Regions from separate parts of the Homo sapiens genome. Here region 2 is linked to region 1. Evidence: read pairs that join two places in POLR2A ChIA-PET (ENCODE). Cell type or tissue: B cell. All regions are shown on one strand. Links, peaks and the distances in the headings refer to the core of each region. The heading gives the core; the rest is flanking DNA.

The links. Peaks named below come from ENCODE experiments on the same cell type or tissue, not always from the same donor. Only the 100,000 strongest peaks of a DNase experiment are listed, where the experiment ranks them.
Region 2: POLR2A ChIA-PET joins it to region 1 with 6 read pairs; 2 of 35 experiments call an interaction of 5 or more read pairs at or near these places.

Annotation. Positions count from the first base shown.
Region 1 is chr3:197,673,427-197,676,337 of GRCh38, reverse strand. RUBCN (rubicon autophagy regulator) reads left to right here. Exons shown (of 20, transcript NM_014687.4): 19 at 823-916; 20 at 1,142-2,911. The coding sequence ends at 1,320. MIR922 (microRNA 922) reads left to right here and starts at 1,762; the gene lies at 1,762-1,842. In B cell, for the core only: no CTCF peak of the experiment used is centred there; DNase peaks (open chromatin) are centred at 1,397 and 2,199; H3K27ac peaks cover 1,918 bases.
Region 2 is chr3:197,617,380-197,620,290 of GRCh38, reverse strand. It overlaps the pseudogene SDHAP4. Among named protein-coding and RNA genes, the nearest start is that of MIR922, 56 kb to the left of the region's middle. In B cell, for the core only: no CTCF peak of the experiment used is centred there; no DNase peak of the experiment used is centred there.

The DNA of each region.
Region 1 (2,911 bases), core at 108-2,607:
AAAAAAGGCAGTTGTCATGATGTGAGAGGAGAGCTCTGGATTGGAATCGAGAGGGAGTCTACCCTCGGCCGTCATTTGTTGTTCTCAGTCATTATGACCAAAATAAATACTTTGTCCCCTCTGAGGCCTCGATTTTCTTGGCTCTAAGATGAAGAGAATAATTTACTTTCTTCTCAGTATTTTTGAGGGTTGATGGGGTAATTTGTATGACAGCGTTTTGTATACTTTATGTATTCCTCAAACGCACGTCGTTATTGTCGTCATCTACTCAACATGTTGAAAATGCAGAAATTACACTTTTAGAACTTCCTGTCTTAGCCTATGCCCAGTTTATGTTCCTGTGACCGTCCCATAATTCGAGCTGGGCACAGGTAGGAAACCCTGTGTGTCTGGGAGGAACTGGAAATCCTTCACTACAACCTGACTCCAGGCTTGGAGCTGTGTTTGAGGAACAGCCTCGTCTCCACATTTTATCTTAATTGCTTGTGGTTCCTATTCTGAAATAAAATCATGACCCAGATGGGACTGTCGGCTTAGGAAGCCCTTTGTGGTGCCATTTCCTCCTTCTCCTCTCTTCATGGAGAGCCGCGCTGGGGGTCGGAGCTTCTCCGGCTGGTGCCTGTCTGATCTTCTGCCTAAAGCTTTGTCTAACGCTGCCCGGCCCTGGTCCTAGTTTAGCTTTCATGCTTCTGAGTCCAGCCCAGGCCTCCTCCCTGTGGGCAGCAGAACCCTGTAGACCACTCCCCTCCTCGGTGTTCACCCTCCCGTGCCAGTTCCTGATGTGCCGCTCCTCATTTTGCCATCTGTGTTTTTCCTCCCCAGCTCTGCCAAGCCAAAGGCTTCATCTGTGAGTTCTGTCAGAATGAGGATGACATCATCTTTCCCTTTGAGCTCCATAAGTGCCGGACCTGTGAAGGTGAGGGCAGGTGCAGGCATCGGGCAAGTGAGCCTGAACACAGGGCTCCTTGATTCCCCAGAGCCACCCCTGTTAGCAAGAGTTCGGTGCCACTCAGCACCTCGCGGGGCCTCCCCAGGGGACACCACGCCTTGGTGGCGAGAAGGGGCTGTGGCAGCAACTGACCTCTAGCTGGAGATAATACAAATTGTTTTCTTCTCTCCCCCACCTTCCCAACCTGAGTAGAGTGTAAAGCGTGTTACCATAAAGCCTGCTTCAAGTCTGGAAGCTGTCCGCGCTGCGAGCGGCTGCAGGCCCGGCGGGAGGCACTGGCCAGGCAGAGCCTGGAGTCTTACCTGTCAGACTACGAGGAGGAGCCCGCGGAAGCGCTGGCCCTGGAAGCCGCCGTCCTGGAGGCCACCTGAAGAAAGCACGTGCAGCCCTCCCTCCGGGCCGGGTCACACCTGTTGCAGAACTGAGCCACTCTTTGAAGGACTCGCCCCACCTGGGGCTTCTTTTTTTTTTTTTTTTTTTAATTATCATCATCTTTTTTTTTTTTTTTACTGACTTGTCTGACGTCTGTGTGCAGTCAGCCGTCGGCAGGTTGATGGGTCCAGAGTCTGTGGTGACAGATAATTTGTAAACACCAGGTGTTTCCATCAGAACTGACATGCGGGTCCTTCAGTGAAGCTTCTAGTGCCTCTGTCAGTGGAAGAGACAGCAAGACCAAGTTCTTCCAGCGTCTGTGGCCTTCTCCTCTAGGTTTCACCTGCATGTCAGGTATCATTTCCAATTTTCCTTTGTTTCAGTTCTGGAGCTTCTGAGCCAGGCCTTTCTCAACCACCTCTCCTGCTGCTGAAACGGGGATGGCGTTTTCCCTCTCCCTGTCCTGGACTGGGGTCAGACTGTGCCCCGAGGAGAAGCAGCAGAGAATAGGACTACGTCATGGGCATTTCGTCCACTTATTTGGGTATTTTGGGGGCCACAGAACAATCCTGACTATCCTAGACTCCTCAGAGACCTCAGAGGCAGCTGTGAATGTCCCTATGTTGCCGGGAGTTCCTGTTTGAAATATTTGAAGCATAGAGGATGCCACAAGCTGACTTTCTTCATCTACCTTGGTGATCTTGAAGCAAAGAACAGAACTGATGCTCAGGCCAGGCTCACCTGTAGCCTTACGCCGCAAGCATACGTGAGGCGCCAGCTCTGTCGCTGAAGGAGCGCTTACTCAGAGGAGCGGTCGGCCCCCTCTTGGTGTTAAGGTCTCTTAGTTAACCTGGCTTTTTGGTGCAGGTGTGATCTTTGAAGCTCAGGCAGGTCCCTGATGCCATCCTAAGGTGAGGACAGGAACCTCACCCACCATCTTCTTAGCGTGTCCCTGATGACTCTGTCCTCTGTTAGATGGTCGTTGTGCTTCTGAGTAAAAGTACAACCCGACTCCGTTCTCTCCCCTTCCTGCAGCAGAGCTGGGTCCTTCCCTGGTGGCCGAGTCTCTCTTGCCTTAGCTTCTTTGGTCAAAGTTGGAGAAAAGCTTCCTGCTATTAGTGCTGTTACAGAACTTGACGGTTTGTGGATGTGAGTGTGAATGTCCCTGTGTTCTTGGGATAACAAGAGCCTTTATGCCAATTATGCACTTAACTCTGTGTAGCCTGGTAATGTTTATCTGTTCATTTGATAATGCTGATTTTAGTGTGCTGCCCCCCTCCCCCCGTTAATGTGTGTTGATGGTGAAGTCCTTTTGATAATGCTGATTTTGGTGTGCTGCCTCCCCCTTCCCCCCCGTTAATGTGTGTGTTGACAGTGAAGTCCTTGGGTGGGGCCATGTGTGTGTTTGTGATGTTCCTTAAGTTGATGCAGCTTCTAACCTCTGTGAAAACACTGGTCAGAGTGGCTTCTCCAAGAGCTGGCAGCTCTGTGAACTAAAGCCTGCATCATTTTTGTTCTGGGATTGAATTCTGCCCATGGGCATGTCTTCTCATAGTTGCTTGCTGGTAGGAAAGAAATGGGCGTGGGTGC
Region 2 (2,911 bases), core at 271-2,770, 56 kb after region 1:
GATTTATTTTAATTAATTAAGTGGTTATGTGTTGCCAGTAGCTCCCATCTGGGCTGTGACCCCATGGTCTGCGGACCTCACTCTGGCACCAGACTCCGAGTGGAGCTGCATGCGGCCACCGGACAGTGTGGAGTGCCTCTTCGGGTTGTGTAGAAGTAGGAAGTATGTCACCAACATAGGAGCTGTTGCTGCTGCGTTCTCTAGCACACCTGCCTTGTTTGTACTGCTGGGCGTGGAATGCCTCTCGGGCTCTGACAGTGTCATTGACACTGTTGCTGATCTCCTTGGATTTACCTGGTCCATTTGGATCAAGTTCTTTCACCTATTCACATGAGCAGATATCACCTTAAAACCTTAAAGGTTGGCTTAACACTTCTTGCCCTTTTTTTTTCTTTCTTTTAGTCTCTGAGATATGATACCAGCTGTTTTGTGGAGTATTTTGCCTTGGATCTCCTGATAGAGAACAGGGAGTGCCGTGGTGTCATTGCACTGTGCATAGAGGACGGGTCCATCCATCACATAAGAGCAAAGAACACTGTTGTTGCCACAGGGTAGGAATCTAATTTCTACTTTATTTCCTTTGTAAAAATGAATAAATTTCTTTTAGAGTGTCTTTATTTTAAGGAAAATAGAGGCATTGTAGAATAGCAGTTCAGACACAGGCCTTGATATAACCATGTGAGGGTGATGGCCTTTCCCAGCCGTGGTTCCTCACCTGTAAAGAGTGAGGACAGCAGCACCTGCCTCGGGGTGAGAAAGCATGGCCCTCAGTAGTCGGTAGTGGCTGCCGTCAGCTTCACAGCTTACCTCTCCCGATTTTAGATGAGGCACCTGCGGCCCAAAGAGTCACATGGGGTTTTCTGGCAAAATCTCTCTTGTTTTAGTGGGTTCTGTGTTTATACTGATTCCTGGGATAGATAAGTCTGTCTTCTCCGCATAATGAAAATGAAAAACTTTAATTTTATACAGTGGCAGTTACTTTAGTCACTTTAAAAGTTAAGAAGTGTCAGTACAGCCAAGAAAAAAAATCAGCAAAACTACAGGTTGGGAAAAAATATTTTCCAAACCATATATCTAATGATATCTTAGTATCTAAAATAGAAAAAAAAAAAAAAAAAAGCCCTACTAAAACCAACCTACTAAACCCTACTAAAAAACAACCCTGCTAAAAATGGGCAAAGGACTTGAATAGATATTTTTCCAGAGAAGACATACAAATGGCCAGTTGATGTATGAAAAAATGCTCAACATCACTAAGCACCAGAGAAATGCAAATTAAAACCCCAATGAGTATCATCTCATCTCGCTCCAGTTAGAATGGCTGTTACCAAGAGGACAAAAGATAGTGAGTGTTGGTGAGGATGTGGAGAAAAGGGAACCCTGTGTGCTGTTGGTGGGAATGTAAATTAGTACAACTATTGTGGAAAACTCTGGAGGTTCCTCAAAAGTCACAGGACTACCATGTGCTCCAGCAACCTCATTTCTGGGTGTATATCCAAAGGGCATGAAATCAGAAGCTCAAAGAGACACCTGGACCCCCATGTTCATTGCAGCGTTATTCACAATACCCGAGATATGGAAACAACCTAAAAATTTTTGGTGTTTAATGACAATGTGGTGTGTATACACAACTGAATATTATTCAGCTATGAAAACAAAGGAAATCCTGTCATGTGTGACAATGTGGATGAACCCAAAGTCATTATGTTAAGTGAAACGTCCCAGGCACAGAAAGACAGATACTGCATGTCACTCATATGTGGATCTAAAACTGTCACAACTCACAGAAACAGAATAGGACAGTGGTTGCCAGGGGCTGGGGGAATGCAGACTGTGGCGATGCTGATTAAAGGTGTAACTTCCCGTCACAAGGTGAAGTTCTGAAGGTCTGATAAACAGCATGGTGGCTAGAGTTAATGTTATACAGCATGGTGGCCAGAGTTAACATTATACAGCATGGTGGCTACAGTTAAAATCATACAGTACGGTGGCTCTCATTAATATAACTTGAAATTTGCGAAGAGAGTAGACCTTAGGTGTCTGTATCTCCAAAAAAAAAGGATAATTGTATGAGGTGATAGATGTGTATTAAGTTGATTGTGTCATCAGTTCACAAAATAAATCATCACGCTGTACACCTTAAATATATACAGTATTGTTTTTTGTTTAATTCATCAATCATACCTCAGTAAATCTGGGGGAAAAAAACAAAATCCATAAAAATTTTAAAATTTTCATTATAAAAGTAGTATATGCTTACTGGGGAAACCTTTTGAACAGCACAAATCTAAAATACAAATAGGGCCAGACGCATAGTGGCTCATGCCTGTAATCCCAGCACTTTGGGAGGCCGAAGTGGGTGGATCACCTGAGGTCAGGAGTTCAAGAGCAGCGTGGCCAACATGGCGAAACCCAGTCTCTACTAAAAATACAAAAATCAATTGGATGTGGTGGTGCACACCTGTAATCCCAGGTACTTGGGAGGCTGAGGCGGAAGATCTTTCTAGAGATTGGGCTTTGATGTAAAAAAAACTTACACACTAAATAATTGGTTAAAACAATGAATTTTCTTGAGGGACTTATTTACTCTTAATAAATTATAAGAGACTCTGATTTTTTTAATCCAAAGTTCAACTTTTATTGCATCTCACCATTTTTTATTTTCTCTCCTCTTTGAAAGGGTGCACAATAGTAATGCTCTCCCTCAACTCATTGTCAGCTCCTAAAAGTCTTTTTCCTCCAGTTCTGTTTCTTGTGACCTGATGCTAACAATATTCTCTTAAAGGCCTAAAGGAAATGTCGTCTTTCATCATCATATTCTGTGCAGTGCAGAAGGTCTTTTCTTTTGCCTTTTGGTAACTGGCCTAACAGATTTTATGGTTTACTGAAATAATTGCCATTATTATTAAAT